Linked DNA regions of Mus musculus: all the other regions are linked to region 3. A link is a loop called in an ENCODE intact Hi-C map of the cell type or tissue named here. Cell type or tissue: left cerebral cortex. All regions are shown on one strand. Each heading gives the region's core, and the rest is flanking DNA. Links, peaks and the distances in the headings are about the cores only.

The links. A loop is a pair of places that touch in the nucleus more often than their neighbours do. Peaks named below come from ENCODE experiments on the same cell type or tissue, not always from the same donor. Only the 100,000 strongest peaks of a DNase experiment are listed, where the experiment ranks them.
Region 1: a loop joins it to region 3, with 5 times the contacts of the local background. A loop is called at or near these places in 2 of 42 quality-filtered maps.
Region 2: a loop joins it to region 3, with 4 times the contacts of the local background. A loop is called at or near these places in 3 of 42 quality-filtered maps.

Annotation. Positions count from the first base shown.
Region 1 is chr15:67,976,035-67,986,362 of GRCm38, forward strand. No RefSeq gene overlaps it. Among named protein-coding and RNA genes, the nearest start is that of Zfat, 280 kb to the right of the region's middle. In left cerebral cortex, for the core only: a CTCF peak has its summit at 7,419 (motif pointing left); a DNase peak (open chromatin) is centred at 6,028; H3K27ac peaks cover 260 bases.
Region 2 is chr15:67,680,322-67,690,649 of GRCm38, forward strand. No RefSeq gene overlaps it. Among named protein-coding and RNA genes, the nearest start is that of 1700012I11Rik, 460 kb to the left of the region's middle. In left cerebral cortex, for the core only: no CTCF peak of the experiment used is centred there; a DNase peak (open chromatin) is centred at 6,096; H3K27ac peaks cover 578 bases.
Region 3 is chr15:67,835,327-67,845,654 of GRCm38, forward strand. No RefSeq gene overlaps it. Among named protein-coding and RNA genes, the nearest start is that of Zfat, 420 kb to the right of the region's middle. In left cerebral cortex, for the core only: no CTCF peak of the experiment used is centred there; a DNase peak (open chromatin) is centred at 5,560; H3K27ac peaks cover 1,053 bases.

The DNA of each region.
Region 1 (10,328 bases), core at 1,476-9,475, 140 kb after region 3:
CTTTCAACCCATGAGCCAAAATAAACTCTTTGTTCCTAGAATTTTAAGTGTCAGGTATTTTCTCAAAACAATACAGAGGCTTTCCTTTCCCTCCATGATTATGCCTTGGATAATGAACAATGAGCCTCTTAGCTCCTTCAGCCTCAGGGAATATTGGAGTAATACTCTTCTTTCTGGAGCATAACAAGTGAGGAAAGTCCCTTCTGGCAGAAGAGAGGAATCTAGCCACCATGACCAGGCTAGGTAAACTCACATGCTCTACAGACTCTACAAGGTATATGATCCTTTCAAATTTAGAGGAACAAAATAGAAGACCTTATTTGGACTTCAAAACCATGCCTCATTCTCCAAGATGAATGGCAATGTGTCTTGAAACTTGCAGTGTTCTAGCCCTTTAATAGTTGACCACCAGGAATTAGTAGTTCATGGTGTTTATTCATAATATGTGTGAACTTGGAAAATGAAGGTTAGGTGAGCAGTACCCATCAACTGCCCCAAGGTGTTGCAGACAAAACCAGCACACTCTACTACTACCTGCTTTGCTCCAGGTGACTGATGTCTTCACACTGCCTGTAATGCACTTATGTCTCTCTCAGGCTGATTAGATGATATTGTGGCACTGTTCATTGAAATGTCTCCACATGCTGTTCCTAGTTCCTCATCTATTAGCGGGGATTATTTAAAAACTTATTCAGCAACTAGTTTAAGTAACTTACTCCACCTCAGACACTGAGCTGGATTATAGAGATAAGCAAGGTATATCTCATTTTTTTTAGGCAGTCCTTATTCAAAATATACTCAGATATGCAAATAGTTCAAATAAAAGTTTTCTACAGTCTATGACAAAAAGTGCTGTAATGATTTCCATGCTCCAAGTAGTACTTCAAGAGAGAGAAAACTTTTGATCTGCATGTCAAAGCTAAAGGGAATCTCAGCAGAAACAATTAGAGAGCAAATGAAGGGCATGTCAAATGGAAGCAACTGGGCATGTTGGGAATGATTCAGCAAAGCAGAGTGGATAAAATTAAGTATGATAAGGAACGACTCCAGAGATATTGGGCCTGGAGAAGATGGAACATTTATTAAAGGACCAGATCACACATATCTATTCATCTGAGGTATGAGGAGGTATGCTCAGGTGGTAAACAAATTTGGGCCTAAAAAGATTGTGTGTCCACTGAAGATGCCTGCAATACACACATCCATGTATAATCCCTATGCTCACATTTAGGGAAGGAGTGTCACTGATTCAACATCTCATGTAAAAGGCTGGGACTTAGAAGAACAGATACTCATTCCAACACCAAGGCAGAAGGCAGCCGTAAGGACTGAATCTACAAAGCATATGCTGTGGGAAATCTGAGATTAAATTTGCATACATTGAAGATTCACAGCTCGGTGAAGAACAGTGATTGGTGCTCTCTCTACCCATCCCTTTACTTAGGATTAAATACATGCTAGGAAGCCACCTGCCATTCACACTGACTAGACTGACTGCTCTAATATGCAGTCATAGATGCAGGTTTAGATTTTTTCCTACATTTATTTCATTAAGGGAAAGAATCATGTGTGAGTTTCCCCATTTTGGCGATGAGGAAGTAGAAGTTGGAGAAGTTAACACCAAACCCAATTTATCTCAACCCGTAAATTGCAGAGTTGAAATTCAAACTCAGTCTTCTCCAGTGAGTCATCTCCAGAACTCTGAGCTGCACTGGATCTGAGCATAACTCACATCTGCACAGCTGTCCCATTAATGTCTTCCCAAGTTATTCTCTGGATCATTACAAGATACTAGCAACAGTAACGACGTATATACATACATGCACTGCTGGGATGGGAGATGGCTCCATAGTTAAGAATACTTGCTGTGCAATTATGAGTTCATGTTCCAGCACCCACGGAACAAGCCTGCATCCTACATAATAACCCTATATCTTCAGTTTGGATGGATCTGATGCTCTCTTCTTACCACACACTCACCAGCATGCACACCTGAGCATACACTCAGACAGACACACATAACAAATAAATAAAACTTTTTAGGAAGTGCAATGCTGATAAGAATATGCACCAAAATGTAGGTTCTCTGATTTGAGTATCCTTACACAAAATACTTGAGAATTTGAGGTTTCAGACATTTTCAAAATTTGGAAAATTTGAATATGCCTAATGGCATATGTTGGGAATAGAATCCAAGTGATCCAAGTTGTTTCACATGTACATTGTACACATCACATGAAGTAAATTGGCATAATCTTAGCTACACGGTTTTCTGTTTTACTGTTAGCATCTCTATCTTAATTTAAAATCACAATAAGATGAAGGATTATTACCAAGACAAACAGAGAATCCCATCCTGAAGCTTTGTTTGTTTGTTTGTTTGTTTGTTTGTTTGTTTTTTCTACACGAGACTTCAAATTAAACATTTGAGGATGTTAACCTTTACTCCCAAGGAGAGATGTTTAATGTTGAATGACACCTACCAGTTAGGGAACATTTGCAGAGAAATAGGTACTCCAAGTGTGATTTAGAGCATGCGGACATTCAAGGATGGGGTGGCCAGCCTAGAAGGCAATTGCTCTGGGTAACATGGCCAATGGGTTTCTCAAAAATTTCTCAGCCTTGATGAGAAAAAGTCAAGAAGGTCTATGAAGTCTGCAGGAGATGATTACAGTTTGCAATCAAATTATGCAGGGAGAGAGAGAGAGAGAGAGAGAGAGAGAGAGAGAGAGAGAGAGAGTTAGCATGGCATCTGGTGAAGAAAAATATCTACACAGATATTTATTCTACCTTGACACAAGACATCTGGTGGAAACTTCCCAAACATCTGTCTAAGGCTGTGTTTACTGGAGTGGGGTTGAGGTGAGGGTAGTGTGTGTGTGTGTGTGTGTGTGTGTGTGTGTGTGTGTGTGTATGTGTGTTTGAGAGAGGAAGAGGAACACACAGAGAGAGAGAACATATGGAATGGAATAAATCAAAGGAACAAGAGAAGAGGAACAACTGAGGCAGGAGGGAGTAAATACTCCAATATTTCAAATCACATAGATATGTTCAAAGCTCAGTTCTTGTACTCCCTATTGCATTTTCTAGAAATGATCTTCAGCATCATAAATGCAGGCTCATTCTGTGTAAAATGGGAATAGTAACCATAGTGCTACTGGCAGGATAGGAAGAGCTAACACATTCTAGCTGATACTAAATTATTAATAAATTGTGCCATTATTGGGACTATTGTTATTCTCACTAGACTGTTGAAGGATAATGAAACAAAAACCAGATGGACTGAATTCCCCCTCTTTAATGCAAACATTTCCAATAAAAGCAGCTGTGATTATAACCTATCAGTAGAGTAAGTGTGCATCACACACAAAGATCAATTTGTGTGTTGAAGCATACTCTTCACAAAGCATGAGGTCTTTGCTGTGGGCCATGTGGTCCACAGCACCTGGGGGCTCATTGAAAATGCGCAGTCATGGCTTCCAACTCAGAAGCTCAAAATCAGAGTCTACATTTTAACAAGATCCTCTCATGATTCCTAAGTGCAGTACACCATGAGGAACACTGAACTGGAACATAAGGGCTGTGTCCACCAGCACCCCCGACCAGTGTCTAATAAGTGACAGAGGAGGGTCCTTTTTGCTAGCAGCTGGTCCATCAAGCCACAGATGACCAATTTATGCCCTACAAAATAAACAGCTGAGCTGACCAGCAATGCTCAATGCATTCATCCCTAAATGGGAAGCAGATGGTGTTTGTGAAGGGCCGTCCAAATGATTTTCAATGAGAACTGTCCCTTGCACCATGAAGTTTATGAGCAGTTAGGGGCAACAGAGGAGTAGACCATGAAGTCACATTTCTGGATGAGTAACAGGTGGGATAATATATTCTTCCTGGGACCATCAGAGATACTTTCTTAAGAGGTGACAGAGCAGGAGCTCCACCTGAAGAGAAGAAACACTAAGGCACTGGAGAGAAAGAATCCATGAGGTGTAGCCAGAGACGGGTGTGAGATCTGTTCCAGTGCAAGACAGGGCACAAGGACAGCTAAATCTGGAAAGAGGTTTGGAACTGGAATGCAGGTGGAGGCAGTGTGACAGCCTCATCATCAAGGCAGAACAAACTGACGCATAAAGGCATGCCATCATAAGCAAGACAGTGTGTGGCACACATGTGCGTGCTATTCATTTTATTCAGCTATAGCCTAAGCAATACGATATAACCTCGCTGTGGCCCAGACAAGGCAATTCCATGTCATCTGAACTTGATTTGTAGTGTTTAGCTTCAGAGACTAGCTCACTTTAAGGGCTTCCTCTCTCTGGTTTGCAATTTCCAGGCTCACTTTAATTCTTTTTCTAAAATATAGAATGGACACCTTATACTCTTAAATGGAGACAGCAGAGAAGGCTGTCTCCATACCAGAATGTACCCATTTTCATGTGGTTGAGCATTGTCCCTGCAAAGTGGCTTTTCATGGTGGCCCTACTTTATCAAGTAAGGTCTTGAGCCTTTATTTACATTGCATGACCATGAAACTAGTTCTCAGCAAAAATGTAGATGCAGAAGAAATATATTCATGCCTAAACGAAGGCTTAGAAGAAGAGGCCATGTTTGTATACCTTCCTCTGCTCACATGTTGGATGCTAAGTGTGGCAAGACCTTAGGAGAAGGCAGCGTCTGCATCCCAAGTTTCTATATCAAGGAAGGCAACCCCCAGAAAATTTGGAGGAACAACTGTGCTTCACTGCCACACAGGCAAAAGATAAGCTCCTGGTATACCAGGGCCATTGCAGGTTTTCAGGTTCCTATGTTATAGCCATGTATTAGCATCACCATGATACAGATACTGAAGGAGTGAATTTTCTGATAAAGGAAGAAAAGGGTAAGACAACACTTGGATTACAGTGTCTTCTTGCATACAGTGTCTTCTTGCATACAGTGTCTTCTTGCATACAGTGTCTTCTTGCATACAGTGTCTTCTTGCATACAGTGTCTTCTTGCATACAGTGTCTTCTTGCATACAGTGTCTTCTTGCATACAGTGTCTTCTTGCATAGGGAACAGCCAATGAGTGTCTTCTGGGTGAGTTACATTTCTGGCTGCTGTAACCACATCCTGACAAGAAGCATCTCAAGGAGAGGTTTATTTAATTCACCATTCTTAGAGTATAGTTTACCATGGTGACAATGGGGAAGTTATATGGTGGCTGGGGCATGACATGACTGGTCATGTGGTACACTGGCTAGTTTTATGTCAACTTGATACAAGCTAGAATCGTCAGAGAGGAAGGACCCTCAATTGAGAAAATGCTCCCATAAAATTGGGCCGTAGGCAAGTCTGTATAGCATTTTCTTGGGTGAGGATGGGTAGGGCCCAACCCATTGTGGGTGGAGCCACTCTTGGGCCTGTGGTCCTGGGGACTGTAAGAAAGCAGGCTGGGCAAGCCATGAGAAGCAAGCCAATAAGCAGCACCTCTCCATGACTGCTGCATCAGCTTCTGCCTTAAGGTTCCTGCCCCATTTCCATTGCTTTCCTGACTTTCTTAAAGGATGAACTGTGAAATGGAAGCAGAATCCAAATAAACCCTTTCTCCCCCCGCCAAGTTGTTTTGGTCACGGTACTTCATAACAGCAAGAGTAGTCCTAAGATGCATGCTATCCAGAGTCAGCATGCAAAGACAGAAACTAGTGCTTTAGCTAGCTCCCTTTCTACTTTTGATGCAGTCCAGGACCCCCACTCATTGGGGTGGTACTTTCCCCCTCAATTACCCTAATCTAGTTACTCTCTCACAGACATGCTTAGAAGCCTGGTTCTATGGTGATTCTATATCCCATCAAGTTGACAAGATTAACACCTACAGAACCACTGTTGACAAGTTGACAAGATTAACACCTACAGAACCACTGTTCACCTCAAACATAAGGAACAGCACAAATTTATTTTCTGTTTCCAAGACTAGCTTGCAGCCACTATCCAACAGAGCAGGGCGGAGCGTTCAGCAGTGGAAGGATGGCATCCTGTCCTCATTTATCCATCCAAGGGAACAAAAGCTGCTGAATGGTTCTCGCTGAGTTTCTATGTATTTATTTTTAAATGCAGAGCTTGTTTTGTGCCAGGAAAGATTTAAGACAGCTTACAAGATGGCTTAATTTAGAAATGAAAATGAAAGGAAAAAAAGTCAAAACAGGGTGGGACTATGAAACTGAGTCAATAATACAGCTAAACATGCAATCACCAATGGCTTACACACTTGCCACAAATTTGGATCTGAGATATCTGGAAACTGAATCAAAATGTGATATGTGCTCTATGCTATAATGTCCATAATTAATGTCTCAATATCCTTATTTGTCATAGTCCAGAAGCTCCACAGAGGACTGAGCCTATGCCTTTCACAGTACTTACTCCTGTGCCCACATGAGCTAGCCCAATTCCCAGTCCACAGCAAGACCACAACAAAATCATGTGCATGAAACGCTGATGCAACCTGAGGTTCAACCATTCTTAACACTGAGACCTAGACACAGCCACTCCCCAGATCCTTGAAATATGATTAAACATGATGGACTAGCAAGCTGTGTCATCATATACCTATGAGGGGTCCAATGGCAGATGGACAATGCCCTATACGTAGGGCTTCACTTCCTGAAACCCCTGTGTCCATGGCAACTGAGTAAATACAACACAGAAGAATTTCTTCATGGATGTACTATCTCATGTTCACAAGCTCCATTCTTAGCCAGAAGGATGTAACCTTGAGAATTGGCATCTATTTGTTGGAAGGGCTGGGATACACAACTCATCACCTACCCTCCATTCAACAGTGTGTTTCTTCAAGTATCTTATTTCCTAACAATGTGGTGGCTTTGGCCTTGATCTTGGACTTACTCAGACCATTATAAAGAAGCCATTTTCTCCCACTAGAACCTGTATTTCCCAAGGGGATAATTGAAAGGCATTACCAATCCTGTTAGTGAGGGGCTCCCCAGTGAAACTGTAATTAGTTGGACCAAAGTACAAAATAACTGACTTTTATTAACAAATGAGACCTTTCCTTTGTGCTTGCTGAAGCTTTATGGCTGGCCTGTTTCCATGTTGTTGTTGTTTGGTTTGGTTTGGTTTGGTTTGTTGCTGTGGCTTTTGACACTGTGACTGGAGTAGCAAAGTCAGCAGTGTTTCCTTAGAAGGAACAGAAGATGGCCTGTTTAAGTGGCAGAGCGTAAAGGGCCAATAGAAACATCAGAGATCAGGCCTAAGGCTGGAGCAAACTAAAGATCAGGAGAGGAGATTCACAAATCCTGCCTGCCCCATATATGGAGACAGCAGGTGGTCCTCAAGTGGGTAGACAAGGCTTATGGTCAACAGAAGGCAAGTTAACCCTCAGGCTCTATCTGCACTGACCCAGTCAGTGTGACAGCGCCCCCTAGAGTTTTGCTGTTTATCTGTCAAGCAGGACACTGAGAGGGCTCACCCATATGAAACAGCATTTAAAAAGAGTTCCAGGTGACCTCTGCCTTATATAAGGACTTTCAAAGCATTATTTTCTCTTTCTCATACTATTCTATATGGGCACTGCTGTGCCCATTGCCCAAAAGGGAAAGTGAGACTTGGAAAGGTGAAAAGAGTTATTAAAGTAAATAATGAAACCAGAACTCCAGACAGATCTGAATTCACACTCCCGGCTCTTAATTGCTCTAATGTATTTCCTTCCTATAAAGGATGGGAGTAAATACTGTCCAGATGTTGTGTAGAACAATTTTTGAGTTTTGCCCTATCAGCTGAAGACGCATCCTTAAGTTTTCCTTGCTGAGACTGATACCTTGTTCGAGAAGACATTTATGTTAGAATGCCAAGGCAGTAAGAATGCTCGCCAGGGCACAGAGGCACCGGCACAGCAGATCTGGCCTTACAATTGCTCACTGCACGTGGGCACCTCTAACAGAGATCATGGCAGTGCGAGGGCATGTATCAAGTTCGGCCAGTTAAATTCTCCCTCCTGAGGCAAGCAGTTGCCTTCTGTTCTCCACAGAGAGAGCTGTCGGGGGCACATTCAAAGGCAGAGCACAGCTGGGGACACTTTGAAGGCAGCAAATCTGAGCTGAGGCCAGCACGAGTTGTGATGGATCTTTCAGAGCTGGAACTGTCACTGGGAAAGGATCCCTGCCTGGTGGCAATGGGCTCCAACATCCATGAGGCACACCTGTCTGCGATATACAGAGGGAATGGGAATAAGACACAGCAAATGACATGTTCACAGCAAGATGTTCGGGCATCCCAGTGCCTTTCTGCTCTCAGAGAAATCAGTCAGGAAGAGAAGCCCAGCATGCCTCAGCTTCCCCTTCATCTGTCTTACTCTGGATCAGCTTGCTCCTAAATGATAGCTTCATCCTTTTGGTTTTTCAGACAGGGTTTTAAACTTGTGGCCCTTGCTATCCTGAAACTCCCTGCATAGGCCAGACTTGGCCTTGAAATTATAGCGATCCTTCTGCCTCAACCTCTGGGAGTGTTGAAATTCCAGGAGTGATCCACCACACCAGATTCCATCCGTTTAACTTTTTGTCTTCTAAGTATAGATTTAATTGTTCCCCCTCTGTTCTTCCTTTTTTTAACTTCTTTGCATTCTCCCCTTCCCCATTATTCCGCCTCTTCTCTTGCTTTTCCTGCCTTCCCCTCTTTTCTCCCCTCTCTGCTTTCTCTTCCCATATACCCTTCTCTCCCCCTCCCCTCCTCCTTCCTCTCACCTTTCCTCTCCCCATCCCCATTTCATGTCCTTCACCCTCTCCCCATTCTTCTTGCTCATGTCATTCTCATATCTCTCCCTATATGTACAGACAGATCTAAGTCTGAAGGAATATCTCTTCATTTCTGGGCTCTGCACACATAAACCCAGAGACGAAGTCCAGCCAATCACCCAATTCCATATCTCCAACCCCAGTTCCTCCACGGGTCATCCTCTGAATGCCTGAAACACAGACATTCTTCTAGGTCTTGAAACATACCCAGCCTCATTCCAAGATGATATTCTCCCTAGTGCCTGTGCCAAAACAAGAACTAACAATAGGTGGTAGGTCCACCCATGGCTCAAAGCTGAGATTTGTCTCCATTCTGGAGTCTACGCTCAACTCATTGGCCCCAAAACTCATATTTTTGGCTAAGGCCAGACAGAAAATTATGCAGAAAGAAAAGACAAGGCTTCCTTTACCTAAAGCTGTTCAGTCAACATAAGATATGATTTTAAAATGTCACAGAGCCTATTTTAAAGTTTCTTCTGCGTTATATTTATTTGCTTACAATTTTGAATTTTTACCCAGATAGCTTCTAGGGTGAAATAACAAATATTTCTCATATTTCACTGTATGCCTTCTAAGGTATGTCTTTGGTTTTTTTGTTACCTTTTAAATAGCACATCGAGAGGATTCTAATCCTTTCTGGGTCTTCTCCATCTTGTATTTTGAAGCATTTTCCCATAGTCTAATTAGCAATGGAAATCGTTGAAACAGATCTTGAAGTCTGAAACGAGGGTATTTGAGATTTAGGAAAATCACCAATTGTAGTTCCCAGCTCATTTGTAGGCTTCTTACATAGCAAATTCAGGGATGGGCTACATCAATGCATTTCTTTCTACTGAGAGGGAAGTATAAAGAGCAGAGGGTAGTTTTGTAATGAGGTTAGAATAAAAGGCATATGAGTAAGTATTGATAATTAAACTGCTGGTGAGACAATATGGGACACGCCGAGAAATAGAGACAAGAGGATTAAGAGTTAAGACCAGCCTCAAGGACAAAGTAGTCAGAGGCCAGCCCAAGCTGCGTGAGACTCTATATTAGATAACAGAGGGCTGGAGAGATGGCTCAGTGGTTAAGAGCACTTCCTGGTCTTCCAGAGAAAACTTTTTTTTTCAGAAGTAGGAAGCATTCAGGTAATTTTCAGGCCAAAGGCATATCAAAATATATAAAAAAAATGATATATGAAACCTAAGCAAATAAATCAATACTATGTGAAAGTCCCGTAAATCAAGTATAAGGTAGATGTGTTCCAGGAATTCAGCTTTTGAAAACCAATTAATGTAATTCCCTATAATAATAAAAAAGACAAAATGAATTACTGGCATCCCAGTGCATATAGAAAAAATACTCATAACATTTCATATCAGCACAAGTCTTCAACATTACATGAATCAGGTGGGAATAAACTTCCTTAATCTTAATGGTGTGGTATTTTAAAGTCCAAAAATATTTAATGGGAAAACATTGAAATTGATTTCTCTTAGATTGACAATATGGCAAGGAATCTCACCTTAATTACTTCCGTTCAACACTGTCAAGCTCCAAG
Region 2 (10,328 bases), core at 1,645-9,644, 150 kb before region 3:
GCCTTCATGATATGTATGATGTGGGGGAGTCTTATACATCACCATGGTAAGCTGCTAGCTTAAGATTTAGACTACTCCCATTCCACCCTAGATCACAGCTTCTGTGTGCTGACCCTGATCAACACCCAGATTTTGTCTTAGTGATTCCAATCTCTTACTAATCACAGGTCATTTTTCAACCCTAGACCACCCTTTGTCCCAATAAAACACAGAAGGTTTGACAGTCATGGTATATATATGTGTGCGTGTGCGTGTGCGTGTGCGTGTGCGTGTGTGTGTGTGTGTGTGTGTATGTGTATGTGTGTGTGTGCTGCCAGTGTTTATGTCTGATTAACAGGTTTATGCATGATGCAGTTCTTGTGACAGCCAGGAGAAGACACTAAATACTCTGGGAGTAGAACTGTGAGACACCAAGAAGGTACTGGAGATCAAATCAGGTCTTTTGAATGAACATCTAATGCTATTAACCACTGTGCATCCTATCAGGCCCTCCATATATCCTCAATAATAGCACAAATACAAGCATCCCTGAGAGAGTATTTGAATCACTCTCAAATTTTCTTCTGTAATTTGACAAGTCAAGCTTTAATTGTTCACATTCTTTTCAACTTTTTTTTTAATTCCAAGCTGCCACAGAGAACCCATGAAGCACTGAGCACTTAATGGCTTTTCCAGTGTTCCATATACACATAGTTCTATCCAAAAGAATATAGTGTGGTCCATCACAAAAACATCCTCTAAGGTACCAATTTTTATCCTAGTTTGCCCCATCCATTGCTGAGACATAAAACATGACCAAAGGCAATTCAGGATAGGAAATGCTTTTTCTTTTAATCTTCCAAGTTACATTTCACAGTGGAGGCAAGTCAGGGCAGGAACTCAAAGCAAAAAGGTAGAAAGAGGAACTGAAGCAGAGAGCATGGAAGAGTGCTACTTACTGGCTTTGTTCATCCTGCTTTCTCATATAATATGAGTCTACTTGCCTAGGGTAACACTGCGCAAAGTATACTGGGCCCTCCCACATGAATTATCAATCAAGAAAATATCCCAGAAGCATGCCCATAAACAATATAGTGTAAGCAATTCAAGTTGATCAAAAAACTATAAGTCTAAACATGTCAATGTCAGATTTCACTTCTTTGATTTGGATTTGGTGTGTCTTCCAAATGTCATGTACCTAAATCTTGTCTCCAGTGTGGCACTGTTGACAGGTAGAATATGTAAGAATCAGAACCAAGTGGATCTGAATATATCTTAAGTGGGGTTTGTGTGGTCAGGAGTGTTATCACACTTATGAGATGTCCCAGATTGATATAACATAAAGTGGTGCCTCCTCTGAACCCTCTCTCTTCCTTCTTAGCTCTCACGTGTGCCCATTTCTGCACGCAGTCAGTTTTCTTTCTACTCCTCAGCTCCACTGCAATTCAGCCAGGAGCATCACCAAGATAAAAGTGCATATTGGTCAAGTTATCCACCCACAAGAATCATGCATCAAATAAGACACTTTAGTTATGAATTATCCTAAGACATCTTATAAACTTGATGCACTGATACACTCATCTCACAGACAAATGTTCTTTCCCCTCTGTATGTTGGTAGTTCAAGATGAAGCATCAAGCCAACACAACTCTCAGAGTACAAGAATCAAATGTTCTAACATATGGCAAACTTCTTCTGTCCATTATAGTATTGCATGCCACAGGGTGGTTTAATAAGCTATTTGTTAATTGTTTACATAAACTATTAGGTTGGAATATTCTTTTGGCATTTACAGAAAAGGCTAAAGTAAGAGAGGAGTTTTTGCATGCATCAAGCCAAGAACTGCTAATGAAATAGTACTCTTCCCACATGTAACTATAATAAATGGTAGGTATGAAGCTCCATGCACTAAACAGACCAGAAGCAGTAACGAGTAAGGAGATGGGATGGCACAGACGAAGGTTTTCCTTTCCAGTTGAGACTAAAGGCAGCACTGTCTTAGGAAGCTTACACAAAGAAAGCAAACAAGATGGGATAAAAATATAAAAGCACAAATGAACCCTCCCATCTTTCTGGCTAGCAGAACAAGAGGATGGAGACTGAAAATCATGGCAGATGAGAAGTGAAGAAGAAGGTCCTAGAGGAGGGGGCAAGAAGAAGAAACCTCTAATCTCAAACATGAACTTTAACCACATTTCCTGGGGGACTCATGAGTACAATAAAAGTACAGGCAGATTCTAATCAAAGAAACCAACAAAAGTAAGGCAAAATCTGAAGTTTGGCTCACGAGCCAGCATTTGCAGCATGAGACTAATCGCCCGCCCGCAGTGCCTCATGAAACAGGAAGACAGGTAAGCAATCTAACAAAAATCACATTTCACTAGAAGAGAATAAATGGAACCTGGAGCTTCCAAAGATAGCACTGGCGTGTCCAGGAAATGATAACTTAAAAAAAAAGTCATCCTGGGCATGCCATCTATTATCAAGGGAAAAATAACATGAACCAATTTTTTAGAGTAATTAGTGCTAGTGTTACCTGACAAAGATTTGTAAAGGGGTGATTGTAATTAGACACAAGGAGCTAAAGAAATTGAGCCTGCAAGAACTTTTGAAGTGAGTAATCTCAGCAGGAAAATTAAATAAAAATGAAATTTTAAAGAGAATTTTTAAAAGTTGAACAGTATTTGATGAATCAAAAGGAAACATTAATGGTGAACAATCTTAATGAAATAAATTTATTTCTGGTCTGTGGCTTGTTCTCATGCATCTTAGGTCTTAGGAATAGGGTGAAAATATAGAATATATATGACCCAAACTCATTGTGTGTGAAGCAAGCTGTGGTATAGAGTGCATACCCATAGAGATGAAAAGCTGCAGGCTTTGCAGGGTATTCTGATAGCAATAGTTTTTCGTTTTCTAGCACACTGTTTCCAAAACCATATTCTCTGTGAGGGCACAAGGCATTTCCAGAAAAAGAATGTGTGGAATGTATAAGCTGAAAGGTTTGAAAATGTGAACTTTTAAACTACAGTGCTTCTTGGAGCTTTAAACTAAACATGCAAATGTGTGATAAGAGTATCCAAAAGGCAGAATATAAAGCTGGTTTTAGACATGATCGCTTTGAGACCCCTTCCATGCCAGGGCACATAAAGGAGCTAGCCCTCTGCTAGATACACTCAGGGAAACAGTATAATAAAAATCCTATCTGAGCCAAGTGTGGTAGCACACACCTTTACTCCCAACACTTTAGATGCAGAGGCAGGTGGATCTCTGTGTACTTGAGGCCAGCCTGCTCTACAAAGTGGGTTAGTTCCAGGACAGCCAGATATACACACAGAGAATCCCTACGTGTTTTGAAAAACAAAACCAGAAGCACACAAACAAAAAGAACCTTATTTTCTCCCCATAGGTTTTATAAGCCTATACCACTCAGTTCTATCTATTCAAACTCATTACTGTCCATCTATCTATCTATCTATCTATCTATCTATCTATCTATCTATCTATCTATCTATCTACCTATTTATTTATTTATATTTCTATCAATGTTTGACCTGCATGCATGCATATGCATGATGTACATGCCTTATATACGCAGAGGTCAGAAGAGAACATTGGATCTCCTGAAACTGGAGTCATAGACAGTAATGAGCTGCTGTGTGGTTTCAGAGAATCTGAACTGAATCCTCGACAAGGATAAAAAGTGCTCTTAACCATTAAGTCATTGCTCCAGTTCCACTTTCATAATTCTTAATAAGATACTGACACAGAAAACTGCATTCCAACAACTGTGATGCATTCTCTGGTCTATCAAACCAGAGCACAGTTACTCTACTGCTTATTTGACTTCCTCTCTACTATGTCATACACCAATTATGTCCTTCTTTGAAGAGTATGGTTTCATGGCACCTGTGCTTGTTCTTTTTCAATACGAGTTGACAGAAATTCTGTTATCACCATAGTGACTGGGAACTAGATAAAAAAAAAAAGTTTAGCTTGAGTTCTAACCCTAGAATGCCCCCTGAATTTTCAGGGTCCATCAGGACTCCTCCCAGCCTAGATGAACAAGAAATGTCTTAGTTAGGGTCTCCATTGCTGTAAAGAGACACCATGACCAAGGCAACATTTAATTGGGTCTTGTTTACTGGTTCTGAGGTTCAATCCATTGTCATCATGGTAGAAGGAAAGGAAGAAGTACCACAAGGTCTTTTCCAATACATATGGTGTGGTATGTGCATGTCCACACATACTCACACACATAGACATATTTACACACACATGTAGACACAAAGAAACACAGACATGTACACACACAAACACAATCAGAGAGAGAGGGGGACAGGGAGGGGAGAGGAAGAGGGAGAGGGAGAGGGAAAGGGAGAGGGAGAGGGAGAGAGGAGAGGGAGAGGAAGGAGAGGGAGAGGGAGGAGAGGGAGAGGCAGGAGAGGGAGAGGGAGGAGAGGGACAGGTCCTCCCAGACAGCTTTGGAGATCTTTACAAACCATCTCTCTACTCTTTTGGAATACTTTAGACCATATATCTGACTGGATAGAATTGACTGGTATTACTGAGTGTGATGGTTGATCTTGGATTTTAGTTTTATGGGATTTAGAATGTCTATGGAAACAAAGTAAAGTGATTTCTAGACTGGTTTAATCAAGGGGGAAAGACCTATACTCACTGTGGGCAACACCATCCCATGGGTTGGGGTCCTGGGCTACAAAAAGGAAGGCTACAGTGAGATGAGACCTGCCATTCATCTCTGCTTCCTGACTACAGATGCAGGAAGCAGATGCAATGAACTGGAATAGAAGTGGAAGTAGGGCAAGGCTATGGACTCTCAAAACACATGCCCAATGACACTGTTCATTCAGCAAGGCTGCCATAGTTTCTACAAATAGTGCTTCTAACTGCAGACCAGTGTTCAAATCCCTGAGTCTATAGGGGACATTTTTCACTCAAGCAGTCACATCCTGCCTCCTGTTTTCAGGTAAATAGGTTCTTAAGAATAAGGAATATTGGCTTGCTATCATGCACTAGTAAAGAAGAGCTACCAAGCTTGTCTGTCTCCTAAGGACACATAAATCAGTTAATGAAACAAGTTTTTACCATTACCTGGCACATCTGGGACCAGCCACAGTAATGTAACTCCCCAACAGTCTCATAATAAAGGTAGTCGTGAATAAACTCCATACTTGCTAGAAAAAGGAGTTGTGGCAGATAGACCAAGTTACTTGTTTAATAGCTCTGTCTGTAGGAAAAGTGAGATTTGACAAACTTCTGTATGTACTAAATACTTTTAATGTTTGATTATTTAAACCAGTTTTACAGATAGGAAAATAGGGTCATTCATCCAAATCTCCCAGCTATAAAATGATGAAGCAAGGATTGAAGCCTATGTACTTGATTCAAATCATTCTAGTATGGAAGTTTTCAGTATTTTTCATATGTTGGAGACATTGAAAGCCAGTAAGCCTGGAAAATGAGGGGAAGAATTTACTAATGAAGTTTAGATCAGATTCCTCCTACAGAGGAGTTTCTCTTCTGCAGAGGTTTGCCCAGGGCCAGCTCAGCACTGCATTACATGTTTCCTTTTTGGCTTGTACAAGATGGTATTATTAACATCTCATGATTCCTTAATGTCTTTTAATAAAACACTTTTTCACAGGGTACATTTTTACATCATGCATCACAGTAAAATTCCAGGGGCTTTTAAGAAAAAATAAAGCAGATAAAATAAAATCTCCTTTGATGAGCGAATAAAAGAGTGCATGTTGCCCTAACCATTGATTATCTGGGGTCTCAGGAAACGTTCTTCTTAAGAAAAGAACAGTAGTCAGTACTGTAATAAAAAATAAAGTGTTCTAACGTAGAAAAAAAACAACCTTTAGTTATGATTCTTTAATGTATTAGGCACATAGAGCTGGAGGAATATAGGATAAGCAGACTAAGAGTATGATCAGACCATATTGGTTGGCAGTTCACTTAGGTACTTATACAGCTCAGAGCATATATCCTGTTTTCTCATCTCAGAATATCTTTCTAGGAAGAGAGATTCTCAACCATCTGCTTAGGAGACCATCTGCATATCTTCTTAATGTCATCTTGGTGTTTCTCATGAAATTTCACACCCTATGTGTTAAATATATCTCTATAGATAATTTAAAATGCTACTCAACTTTTTGGTATTATCAAAGTCAAAAGCTATATGCTGCAACCAATCACTTTGTAATTCTTCCCTACTCTTGTTGCCTGGGGCTTCATGCTCCCAAAGAGATGTATTATAGGCACTGGGTTACATGTGTTCTCATATATAATTTTCCTTAAAACTATTACAATAAATGGTAACTGTGACTACCAGTCTTGTGCATCTGACATTGTAATTGGTTGTTTGCGTGATGTCTGGCTTACTGTGTGTACCATGGCCTATGAAACAGGCTGAATTTCTGATATCTGGTTGTCCAACATAGGAAAGTGACAAAATCTAGTCCCTTAACCAAGACATAGTAGATCAGAATATTTAGAAATAAAGTTGTAAATCTTCATTTTTCTATAACCTTTCTGGGGAATTATGTGGTAGTATAAGGTTAACCTGAACATCTTGGAAAGAGAAGATAATGTTATTTAAACTTTATTCCTTAGGAAACTGAAGCTTGCAGATAAGAATCCTGCATCCAAGATAGTGGCTGGGTTGTTCTTGATTATTCATTCCATGCATGCCCTTCCCAGCATCTACTGAAGGTAGTTTTATAATTCAAGATGTGGTCTAGAGAACAGCAGCACTAGCCTTGCATGGCCGCTAGTGAGAAGAGCCAACCCTTAGGAGTGCTCCCCAGATTGGCTGAGTCAGATGTGCATCTCAATCAGATCTTCTTAGGGCAGTTCAGGAAGTACTCATGTCTCATCGGAGCAAGGAACTAAAAACTGCATTTTCTGACTGTTGGTCAGAAAGCCTCCTTTGGGTTTACCAGTTGGAGGCATGAAAAGAAATGGGAAGGTAGAGAGAAAGCACAACTGGCATTGTCCACCTCTTCAGTGTTTGCAGAAGCAGCAGTGACCACAAGGAATTTGAGGCAGGCTGTTGTGTGTTCCAGATGCTTGGTCACTTTAAAGAGAACTTCATGGTCGACAAAGATTTACAGGTCCTTTTCATGGCTCTTCTTCATTTGTTAACTCAGCAACAATAGCAATGCCATTGGTATTGCCAAGGGTATAAGTGAGGTTCATGGACTCTGGCCTAAGGGTATCAAATTCCTAATTCTGGGTTGCAATTCTTCATTTTCATTTAGCACCTTGGTATGCAATTCCCAGAACCACACTCTACTCAAGAAAGTATAATGATTCTCTTTCCCCATCTAGCTACTAAGTGGGATGATGGTACACTTACATGATAACCATGCTTCATTAAAAACATAATTAGGGGCCAACTATGGTGGCTGGAAGAAAGACATGCAAGTACTTGTTGTGGGTGCTTCTACAAGGAACAAACTGTGACAGAGTGATGGGAAAGATGTAATATGTGGTGGAAAGATGAAAGAAAGAAAACCCAGTGTTTGGGGGGAGGCAGGGTGTACACCATGGAGAAAGGTGGCACTATCTATAAGGAACAGGCAGATATGAACAGGTCATGGTGAGGTCTTCTCCTGGGATGCTACAAAAGACTCTATTTAGATCTGTGGACTTGCTGTGGTGTCTGTGATGATGTCTATGACCTGAGTTACTACCAAAGGCCAAGAAGATGTCCACGGTCTGGGCAGCCAAAGAGACCATGTGGAAGTCTGAGGGCAATGCTGCTGAGAGGAAACATGCTGATCTGGGTGACCTGTGCTACCACCTGAGGCCATGGGGACATCTGGTTCCAGGCTGCTAGGGGTCATGTCTGGGTCTGTGATCCTGTGGCATCTGGGATCTCCAAGGAATTCCAGGCCCGTGTTGCCACCAAAGGCCATGCAGATGTCTAGACTGCTGCCTGATGCACTGTGTTGAGGGGGGACTCACCCCTTGTCAGTCACTACACTTGGGAGAGTGGGCCCTGCCCCTCTTCTGCTGTAGGATGGCATGACAAAGAAAGAGAGACCTTCACTTCCTACCCTCCAGTGCATATAGCAGATGGGAGAACTATCCCCAAGTTTATGAGACTGGGAGAGCTGGTCCCACCTCTCACTAGCTGCAACACTTGGGAGACAGGGTCCTGCATCTCACCAGTAGCACTGGCTCTGGTTGTAGGAGTGCAGGTGAGCCTCCCTCAGAGCATCAGTAGAAATGGGCCTATGTTGAAGGTGGTGAGCCAGTTCAAGGACATGAGAGCATGAGAGCTGACCCTGACCCTTGCCAGCTGCATCACTGAGTGATCTACCCTTAGCAATGCTGGAGAACATGCCCTGATAGTGTAGGCACAGGTTAGCTGGTGGCAGGCTGATCAACTCAGCTACCTACTAGGCCAGATTCAGGGCTTTGAGTTAGCCCACTCCAACATCTACCCCATCCATGATCATCTGGATTATGTGAAAGGGCAGGTCCTGCAGGTCCAAAGCTGCAGGATTTCCATGACACAGGACAAGAAAAGAATACCCAAAAGGAGCTCCCAGTAAGGGTCCAGTATTAATAGTGTAGAAGAAACCGGAGGCTTCAATCCAGATCAATGACTTCGAAGTTTTGGAGATCCAGCATTTTGAACAGAATATAGCTTCGTTGTCATGAAGAAAAGATGTACAGGTCATCACTCATAGGACAATAAGGTAGAATTGCTATATGACTGATTTATAAGCAAGGGCCTATTTAACATTATTATTACTATGACAATTAGGACAAAACATAGCAGGATGTCACTTAGGGTTTATGTACCTCCAGACAAGAAGTGCTTCCTGAGAAGAGAGCAGTTGCCTCAGGGCAGAAAGTTGACAGGAACAGATTACCCTCCTTTCCCAAGGCTTTGCCTGTGCTCTTCATTCATTTTTTTTCAACCAGCCAGCCAGCCATTCCTTCACTCAGCAGCACTGAGTGCTTTGTATTATAGTGAGTCTTTTTTATGCCTTGTGAAAAGAGATCTTGAACAAAATAAGCAGCTCTCTGGTCTTGTAGAATTCTACTATTAAAGACACAGGAAATTAGCAAATAAATGCCACTTCACTTTCTAAAAAAATGGTCTAAATGAAATAATCAAGGCAGTGTGTGTGTGTGTGTGTGTGTGTGTGTGTGTGTGTGTGTGTGTGTGTAAAATTCTCCAGCAGCTAGTAGAAGAGTTTTCTCTCCATCAGTGTGAGTGAGCTGGAGTCCTATGGAGAACCAGGATTTTCCCTCCAGCACAGCACCATCACAGCCATTATTCAGGATACAAACTCCTCATGGACTTGTGAAGAACAGTACAGTACAGGGTAATATGTGGCAGAACACAGTGGTTAGAGACAACCAACGGCTCCAAGCCATAACTAAAAGCTCAGTCCACAGCTATTATTTGTTTCTCTGTGTGTCTCCATTTAACCATCTCCGAAAATGATTCAACCCCCACAATTACTGTGACAGTTGAATTATACATTTGGTGCACATCTCCTAGTATATTGTCAGGTTTCAGCAGTAAATATTCACTAAATTTTCTGTGAAATATCCAATTTTCTGACTCTAATGTCAGATATCCTTCTACTTTCCTTAAAATGTGACAGATTTGTCTCAAAAGAGAAGATGGAGTGGGGACAAGGAAGCCTCCTTCTTCATCCACTATGTATTGATAAGAAGGGATAGAGGACAGGAATGGATTTTCCTCATGAAAATCTTGCCATCAAGATTAAATAATTACCTCACTGAAATAACCTTCACTGGTTCTCTGTCAGTAAAGGTTCTTTTAGATGGGAAGAAAAGGGGTACACGAGTATAGAAGTTACTTGGGAGACTTTTTGTAGATCTGCTATGATGAGTTCATTATTGTGCATCTCAATTTAAAATGGGATATTGTGAAGAAATAAGAAGAGAGAGCACTAGTAAGAAAAACTCTGAATTAGAGAAGCCTTGAAAGTCAGACAATCTAAATGGATAAAGTGTCCTCCTGACAGAATGAGAGTTAATTTGACTTGGCAGGTTAGCTAGACTAAGAGGACCAGTAGCTTAGTAAAATGGTACTCAGGTGATGCTATGAAGGTATTTTGTTGGTGTGGTTATCATATGACTTTAAGTAAACATGGTTGTCCTTAGTGATAGGCCTCATTACTAAAATCTTTTATTATTATCATTATTATTATTATTATTATTATTATGTATTTTCTTCATTTACATTTCCAATGCTATCCCAAAAGTCCCCCATACCCTCCCTCCCCCACACCCCTACCCACTCACTCCCACTTCTTGGCCCTGGCATT
Region 3 (10,328 bases), core at 1,440-9,439:
TGTACTGCAGTCTCAGGTTCCGCGCGATTTGATTGGGGCTGGAGCTGTGTTCCACTCACCAGAGGTCTTAGGATCCCGTGGGGAACCCTGTGTGGGCCCTTGCGGGTGTCAGGCAACTCCTTTGTCCCCATTTTGAAATAAATAATGTGTTCTGCTGGGGTCAACTTACAGATTGTCAAATGTGTTAAATGCTTCACTCTGTGTATCTCAAAGCAACAAGAATATCATGGCCATCATCATCATCACTATCTTCATCACAAACAGCAGCAGCATCACCCATCTCAGCCTCACGCACTAGGAGAGGAGGAGACTTAGTGGGTTAGGAAGAGTAAAACTTAAGTTTTACTTTTAAGAGGAATAGTAGAGAAAAAGAATTTAGATCCTAGAGAATTAAGACATGTGTGTATGTGAAAGTGGTTTAGGAGGTGGATAAAGGAGAAAAGGGCAGAGGGAAGTGGAGTACAGCAGTATTAGAGACCTAAACTGGGCTGGAAGGCAATGGTTCCTATGCATCCCAGGCCAGCAAGAAGACATAGCGGTGATTGCAATCCCCTCTACACACCAACTCCATGGGTCTCAGAGATCTGAGAAAGGGAAAAGCCACATGGACTCAGGAACTTAGATTTAAATCTTAAAGGGAAGAATGCCCACAGAAAGTGATAAGCCTATGGGAGGCAGAGGTCTGGGCTCAACACTGAATTGTTTTCATTCTTACTAAGTTCAAATCGTGTAGGAAATGTGGGAATCACCAAACATAAACATTCTAAGAATGAAGAAATCAAGGCCTAGATACAGGATGGTCCTACTTGTCCACTAGCTCACCAATGGGCATGTGTGTTTGACAAAGTAGAGCAAGGAAGATCATTTTGTTTATTATTTACGTTATATTAGCATCGCCACAAGAACAGCTCCATTTTCACGTGTCTGGAAACATAATCCCATTGAATCAACCCTTAATATCAGCATCCTTTCATGGTTCCTCTGCAGCTGAGGAACCAGGGGTGGAACAGGGATCAATAAATGGACTGCCTCTTTTTTTTTTTTTCCTCTCCCAACTCCACCTGTTCCCCTGCAATGTTCCAGCATTCTGAAATAATGGAAGATCTTCTTTTTTGAACCTCCCTTTTACTTGTAAATGTCCTGTTAAGGCAAACTTACCAATGCTCTCTTTCTAATTAGAGGACTTGATAGGGTTCTGACCATTCTTGTCTCACATCACAGAAGATACAGAAGATGCCCCATGTTTTACATGCATAAATCCAACCTCTTCTAATAGTCCCTTATGACTGGCTTGTGTGGCATTGTGCCTCTCTCCTCCCTTTGAAAGTGGAGGCAATTGACAAGTCTTTTATTTCTCAGAATTGCCTTCAAAGCTGTCCTTCAAAGGTTCTCCTTTTTCTGCCAGGCTGGAGTGCCTAACATGATGAAGCTTACTGTATGAAGGCACCTGTCATCCATAGTTATCAGGACCAATTTTCTTTACCTCTCTGTCTCTTGGTTTCTTTGTTGATAAATAAAAGAGACATGGTGATAATAGTCTCTGCCCCAGGGAGTATTGTATAGAATGAGTGAGTAAGTAAATATGTGAAAAACTCCAACAGCAGTTTTCTCGTCCACAATTATAAATGTTCGCTATTTTTCATTATTGCCCACAGCTGTAGGTCCTTAGCCAGCACCGAAAAACAGCAGGAAAAAATGCAGTTAATATCATGTATCACCCAGATGCCTCCTAGATCAATCATTTCATCTTCTAATGAGTAAACACTGACACAGAAATCAGCATCAGGAGCCAAACCCAAGCCTCCCCCGTGTTTTTGCTCCTCAGCGTCCACAACACTCATTACCTGAATTATATATTTCGAAAGAAGATTGCATTTAGTTTTGCATTTGATTACAGGGTGTCTAATCCTGCTTTCTATAATGGCATGCCGGATATGAGTTTTTTCTTTCCTAAAAACTAAGACTCAGAGTGAAGAAAGCCCTAATTACCCCATATTCAAAAGAGTACTGGAAACAATTAGCCCTGGCCTCTCCCAGGGCTTACTAGGAGGTATATGTAACTGGCCTTAGACATCCCAGTTTCCTTCTCATGTTATAAAAATGACAGATGAATAAAGGAAAAGAAAAGAGTAACTTGCCTTTTATTTAAGACAAGGATAAATTTAAGTGTGTTCAAACTACTACATGGGATAGACTTATGCTTAAAAAGTGCTATTCAGATGAAACTCCTCTTTGCCTAGTTTCTGTATATTTTTACTTGCTAACTATGGAAACCCTATTGCTAATAAAGAAACTTAAAAAAAAAAAAAAACAGTGGACTCTGTCCCTTATGATTTAGCCAGCTGAAGCTGTGTCTCATACCCAGTACAGCTCACATATTCCTGAGAGGCTCACATCTCAGGTTCATGGTGGAAAGACCAACAGTACCAAGACAGAATGTGAGTAGAATTGTTTCCCCACTGTGAATGCATGGTCAGTGACAAAATAGAGCCCCTCCAGAGAGGATCAGGCAAGATGAGAAGGAAACTATAAGTGCTTGTCGCGTTTCAGGACAAGGCAAGTTCTGATCTCCTACCTTGAATTCACACACACCTACATTTTCCATATGACTGCGATGAAAGAATGAAAGTGTGAATCACAAATCATACTCTCATTTTGTTCAGCTCACAATGCAAAAGTTTAAAATTTCAGATTGAAGTTTTAATAGGGAGCCATTTCGAATACCCAGTAAAGAGCACAAATTCTTTTTTTTTTCAGGAAGATGGAGTATATGGACTTCGTTCTAGTTCTTTCTGAATGCAACCAAAAATCACAGGATGTGTCAGGGAGAGGGAGAGGACGGGGAGGAGGTAGGAAAGAAGAAGGGGGGGAGGTACTGATGATTCTGAAAGATGGAGGGAAAAGCAGACAAGACTTGACACTGGGATGTAGGAACAGCACCATGATGTGGTTCCTATTTTATTTGTTTGTTTGGTAGGTAGTAGCTTTTATTTTTCTTTCTTACATATTATATTTCAGATCGAAAGCAGTCAAAAACACTCAGTAAAAACCTTTCCATTGTAATTGAATGATCCAAAAAAGTAACCCCACCAACAAAGATTAAGTGGGGAAACAAAATCCATACTTGCCAGGCTACAATGAGGCATCTCTTAATCCCTTTGTTAAACTGCAGTCAGAAATGGCTTAGTGGGGAGCCAGCTTTCACCATAGTTCAGCAACAAAGAGGCTTTGCTCTTTTCTTCCCTGCTCACCTCCTCTGATTATCAGAGGTGACCATATGAGGAGGAAGCTGGGCTTCCACTACCACCATGGGCTACCAACAAGACAACTCCATTACACCCTACTGTGGTGGTATCAGGGAAGACCCTGAGAACAACATTGTTCATGAGTAAGCACTCTCCTCACAGTCAGGAGAGGACAAATAGGAACAGAAATAAAGCTGGACCCAGAGTTCCATCATCCACCCTGCAGTAGCAAAGAGCTATCTTCATCAGGGCCAGCAATATGGCTGAGTGAGTAACAAGGCTTGTTCATTCTGCCAAGTCTGAGAACCTTAATTTGATCCACAAGACCCACAAATAAGGAAAGAACAGTTCCGAAAGACTGCTCTCTGACCTTCATAAAGTGCTGTGGTACCTTCCCACATGTCCCATCCCACTAAATAAATAAATAGATACAACTTTTAAAAAGAGCTTCCCTTCCCTCACAAATGTCACTAAAGATCAAGTGGACCTGTTTAACTTCACCTGACTTTAATGGGATGGTTCTGTATATCATCCACCAAACTAATTTAGCCAGATGCCAGCTAAAAGAAAAGAAAGATAACATTGTTATAAAATCACCCAATAATATCTAAAGTTGTCTCTGCTTTTATTTCAAAGTGATTTACCACATGAAAAATGAGGAGAGGGGGCTCAAACTAGGTAAAGAAATCTAATTAATAGATGTCATTACTATGATGGTAATAATCTTAACTATCAGCATAAAGCAACCATACACCACAGTGTTTAATTATTAAGTAAGCACATTTGGAAAATAATAGAAGTTAAATCTCCAGACACAAGTCGGAAGTGTCAGAGACAAACCAGCTTACAAGGGGAACGAAGCAGAAATTTTAAAACTGAAAAATTTGAAAATAATTAAGGAAAGGTCTCTAAGCAAAAAGGTGGTAATAAAAGAAGGGTTTTGGAAGATCACAAAGAAGGAAAAAAAAGTAGTAGCCTCTAGAAAGATAAAGCATCGAGGAATTACAGTGAGCTTCCTTTCTGTTCTTTACTTTTCTAAATTTGATTTAATTAAGCCAAACTTAGACTACTATACAGCATATGTGGAAGAAAAATCTAAAACAATTGCAATTGAAGGAGGGCAGATAAAGTGAGTTAACTGTGTATACTAGTAGATTTGGAAAAATTATGTATATGCAGTATAATATCTAGTATACACATGAATTAGAGATCCAAAAATATTATACATAAATCTTTCCTGCAGTATGATATGGTATGACTGTAAAGGGGTAACCAACTACTTACTGATTAAAATCATGATCTAATTCACAGGAGGGATTCCATGCCTTTTACTGTAAACCTAGTCAAACCCCCATGATATGAGGAGGTTGTAGGCCCTAGGATGGGGATACTATTTTTATTTGGTAAACTGTATCTTTGTCAAACTGCTTTCTAAATATTTATGGTATATCTTGGTCAGAGAAGCTTCTTTTTAGATTTTACAGACACCCACAGGATAATGAGAGAGAGAATGGTATAAAGAAGTCCGCACACACCAAAACTACAAAGCAATGAAGCTCACCCAATACGATGAAGAAAATAATAATAATCCTTACCAAAATTTAATTTGGGTTCACCAACCCAAGAGCCAAGGTCATAAAGGACAGCACAATGGGCACCTGCATTGAACAAATCCTTGTGAGCCTCTATGTGATGTTACAAATAGAATACTGGAGCAAAGTGAATACAATGTCTAAGGCCATATTTCAGCTTTCATGGTCTTCTACATACAGTCTAGTGGGAACCTGGCATGACTAAATGTAAGCACTAAATCAGAGAAATCCTGGAGGATACCTTGTGGAAAAAAGGGAACTAGCCCTACCTTAATTTGAGTCTTCTTTCTCCCTTATTTTCCAAGGCATATTGTGTATCATTTTATACCTTCAATTTTAACAAATTGAGAAATAGGCATCAATTGTATTAACTATGAGGAAATTTGACACCTTGAGCATCTGAAATGGCATCATGGAAGAGAAACATCAGCTGTTTATCACACTCCAACTGATAAATTCACCATGCACCCCCTCACCAGAGATTCTCTATGCATAGAACAAGAATTAGATTTGTGAGAGTAGATTTTGAACTGGGTAGATGTTTTTCTGCAGAGATAATCACTACAAACATTCTCTGTGAAAGTCATTTTCCACTTTATTTCCTGCGCCTTGCTTGGCCAAAAAAACAAATCTCACCAAAGAACCCTCTGTAGTGGCATCTGTGTGCAATCTGCTGCTGACTCTTTTTTGGTGTCAGCAGCCCACTCAGAATTCATGGGCTCCTCGCAGAGTCACAGGGGAATTCTGCAATAACTGGCATCTCAGGCACATTCCTTTCCAGCTCAACTGTAAACTCAAACCTTTTCTTAAGCAAGCAACTTGCCAAGCTCTCTTATTTCCTCTAGCAGGACCCAGCGTAAGTCCCAGCTCTGATGAGCAGTGTAGTCATGAGCAAGTTTCCTCAACTCACTGAGCACAGATTTTTTTTTTATACATATCATAAGAATGCCTCAGAGTTTGTGGAAATTTCAAAGATAGAGCACTGTCAAAACACCAAGCAGCAGTAGGTGCTCAACAAATGTCTTCAAGAAAATGAACCAAGATGCTTCATTCCATATAATGAGCCATCTCAATGCTCATAAAGCAATCACCATCCCTACGTGTTCACAACTTTGTACATTGGGATTTCTGGTAGACCTCATAGAAATAGTTCATCTTTTCTCTGTCACAACAGAGCATGGACTGGAGAGACTCAAATATGCAGGTGACTAAAGAGATGATCATGGGTCTTGAGTCCAGGTCCTCATTGTATCCTTCAGCTGGGCTTTTTTGATTCTTTTCTGCATTGTTTTTGGAAGGCCTGATATTTACTATTTACTCACATGTCGGGAGTCATGAGTAGAATGAGTAGAATATCTCAGAGAAGCCAGGACATCTGCCTTTCTTCACCCAGTTTCTAGGCTTTTTCACAGCATGTTCTCCATGGTCAGGCTTCTGATACCATGCTTCGTTTTCAACAGAGTAGCTCTTTCCAAAAGGCCTGGCTGTAAGTTGCCAGACTTCTTTTGGTTTGGCCTCAGAATCTCATAAATAGCTCTTGGCCATGCACGTTACCAGGACCAGCAAAGTTGAAGTAAAGAAAGTTGATGCCACTCATGACTCAGCAAAGCATCCATCTGTCATCTTTCCATACTTTCTTCATTCCAGTATCAATATGCTTTCAGGTTAGGTCTTCCTGGCCAAACTGTTTTCTGAGTAGCTTTATCCTTTGGCCTTTATTCTAAATTCTTAAATTAATTGCAAATTTTACATGACACGTTACTCTGAGGTTTTTGCTATGTAATATTATGATATTTTCGTCATGCTATGTTTGGTTTGGTTTATTTTGGTTCAATTAAGTTACATTTGGATTGAGATAGCTTCTCCCTCTATAGCTCAGACTGACCTGGAACTCATGATGTTGCCCAGGCTTAACTAAAACACTGAAATCTTGTCTCAGCCACCCAAGTACTAAGATGACAAACAAAAACCACCACCCAGGATTCTGGCTCTTCCTTATATCATTGGCATAAACGGCATAACCATAAAGTATCAACTTGTAGGGATAATCTTTTGGGCACTGTGTAAAAACATCACCTGTCAATACAAAGTGGATGGCCTATTAGCAAAAGGCAAAAAGTGGAAAGTTGGAGTTCCAGTAGATATAGGATCCTGGAAAGGAATCAGGGATGGAAAGATTTACCATCCGGAGTTGAAGGAAGTTGGACATATGAAACTGAGGAAGAGTAACCAGCCATGTAGCAGACATAGAATAGTATAAACAGCTTTAATGAATTACAAGCTAATGAGCTAGTCAGGGAACAAGCCTAGCTTAAATCTTAAAGCCACAATTAATAAATAATAAGCCTTGAGTCATTATTTGGGATCTGCAATGTAGGTAGAAAAGCATATCAACTGGCAATAAAATGAAGCACAGCAGAAATGCTGGCTCAGCAAAGACAGTTTGCTCCCCAGGAAAGCTAGGACCCTGGATCAGTATAGAAGTAACAAAGAGGTTATGTCTCCCAACACAGGCCCAAACAATCAACTTCCATCAGAGCCTGGATAAGGGTACTAATTGACTAATCCCTGAATGTTCCTAATGTCTATCATTTGTGCCTCTTCCCTCATTCCTGGGCCCTTGAGTACCACAGTAAAATCTGGCTTCCTTCATGAACAGGTCCCAAGGTCTCTTCAGGAAACACTTGCCTAGATTTATTATGTCCCTTCCACACTCCTTTTATTTTCCCCCCAAACATTAATTAGTAAAATGATAATTACTGAGTTCCAACTATAACGTAAACTCAGTTTTAGGCACTAAGGTATCAATCAATGATATATGAAATCTTTGCCCTTGTAAAATGCTAACTCTAATGAAATGATACTAGGCAGCATAATAATGAGATTCTTGGGAAAACAATGGAAGGTCAGCCAAGATTAGTCATAATGTAGGTGTACCAACCCAAAGTCTGAGGAAAGACTTTTTAAAAATATACGGGAACTAAAGGACTGGGAGATGCATCAGCAGTAAAAGTGCTTGACACGCAAGCATGAGGACTGGAGTTCTGACCTCCAGAACCCACTGCTTGCTGCCTCTAATCCTCGGGTTCAAGACATGGAGACAGAGGCTCCCCATGGCAAACTGGCCAGACTACATACAGTGGCTGAAATCATGGGCTCTGAGTTCAGCTACAAGCAAACAAAGAAACAAGCAAGCAAACAAAACAAAACTGTTTCAATATATAAAGTGAACATAAATAAAATCAACATCATCATTTGGCCTCCACACACATACTCACATATATGTGCATACATATGCACCAACATATACACACATACATGCATTCTCCGCACATAGACACAATTGAAAAATCTACATTTTTATTATTTCCCCGGTGTTTCTAAGCTCTTGATCCACATTTCAAATAAGAAAAGGAAGGAGCTAGGTGAGAGAGAAAAAGAGGGATAAAGAATAGAAGAAGAATGAAGTAAAGGAGGGGAAAAGGAGAGAAGACAGGAAAAAGGAAATGGCCATTAAGCATGAGAGTCAATAAAGCCTGTGTAGCTGTCTCCTGCTCCATAGACTTGGGTCACAGTTAGAAGGGCCTTCTAGATTCATGAAAACATTATAATAGTTTTCTATTCAACTTTGATGTTTTATGTTAAAAACTTTAATATATTTTAAGCAATATTGTTGTGATATGAATCAACTTAAATTCATAGATATACATAAACATTAAATAAGGAATCCAATTCTTCACTTACTAATTTATTCAACAATTATTCCAGCATTACTGTACACCAGACATGGTCTAGATGCTAGGAATTCTGCCATGAAACAAAATAGAAAAGACTGCTTACCATTTGTGGCTTAACTTATATTGGACCCCGAATCTCTGAATGCATTCAAATCTATTTCTACAGGTTTTATTTCATTCTTTAGAAATGCGTGTTAATTTACATGATGGCATCACAACAGTGGGAAGCTTTCAACTGACATGTTTACTATTACAAAGGAAATTGATCCTTAATGTTCTCTTTTCCAATTTTTCTTGTTGTCCATTCTTGTATATTTTTCTGGATATGACTCAGAACTACGTCTTTCATTTCATTTTGTTTTGAGGTGTTGGAGATTGATTCAGGACCCCAGGTATGCCAGGCAAGTATCTTACCATGGAGCTATACCCAAATTATCAGAATCAGCAAATCTGAAACCAATAGGAAATAGCACGCCATCTGATAACATTAAATGCATAGTTGTTTCTAAGGAGGTTTGTGTGTGTGTGTGTGTGAGAGAGAGAGAGAGAGAGAGAGAGAGAGAGAGAGAGAGAGAGAGAGAGGTGGGGGGAGAGGGAGAGGGAGAGGGAGAGGGAGAGGGGGAGGGAGAGACAAAAGAGAGACAGACAGAGAGGAGGAAGAGAGAGATCGAATCTTCCTACTCAAGACTACACAGGTCTTTCTAGTTTATGAATACTCAGTCCTATTACTATGAAACAACATTTAGCTTAATTTATACCAACATCTCAAATTAGGTCTGTGATTCCTGCCATGTATTTCAGTGGTAAGTGGCATTGTCTCTTACATTAAGCCAGCTAACTAGACATTTTATGTCTGAAAAACTATTGATTGTTCTATATTAGTGTGTTCTTAATTAAAATTTATCAGTTTGTACTATTTTTCACAGATTTTCTTGTGCTTGCCATGTAATCATGAAACCTAAAAATAATGATAACTTACAAAAATTACCCATAAAACAGCTCAAATGTTCTAACTTCCTTATACTCAGTTGTCCAATCCAGATTTTGTATTACAACTGCAGTGACTATAATAAACCACAAATGTAATTTTGTCTCAAATACTATGTCCTCCATTTTAAATGCTTCTCATTTCTCTTACGATAAAAATCAAAATCCTTAGAAAGATGAACAGCACTCATACCTTATCTACATCTGTAAGTCTATTCCATCCCAAGTACTCTGCTTCTTTTCTCTAGCTTTTTGATGGAGCTGTCTTCCAACACAAGGACTTTACCTGTAACTTTATCACTGTCTCAAGTATTTTGACACCTCTTCTTTATTTAGTTATTACACATTGTTTTATTCTCATTTCAATTACCATTTCTTCGCGTCCTACTTCATGTGTCTTTGAAATTTTGATGCAAGTATCTAAGTCTACCCTCTAGAGGTGTATTTTATGAGTGTCCATATTAGCCCCATGCCAAGGAAGCTATTTTTTTTTCAGTTATCTCCCAGACTTTCCATGGTAGCTACCTAAAGTATTGGGGCCCAGCAGGTGTTTGTATGCCTATGCTTACCCTCTTCATGAACAGTGTAAATGGTGAGAAGGAAGAATCTACATCTTACTCAGGATCTGTCACCACACTGCCTAGTACAATCTAATAGAAAAAGATTATTTGATATAAACTTCAGTTTTAATTAATTCATGAGATTAGCTCTTTTATTTAGTTATTGCCTAAACAAGTAAAGTTGTGTATATTTAAGAAATAAAATGA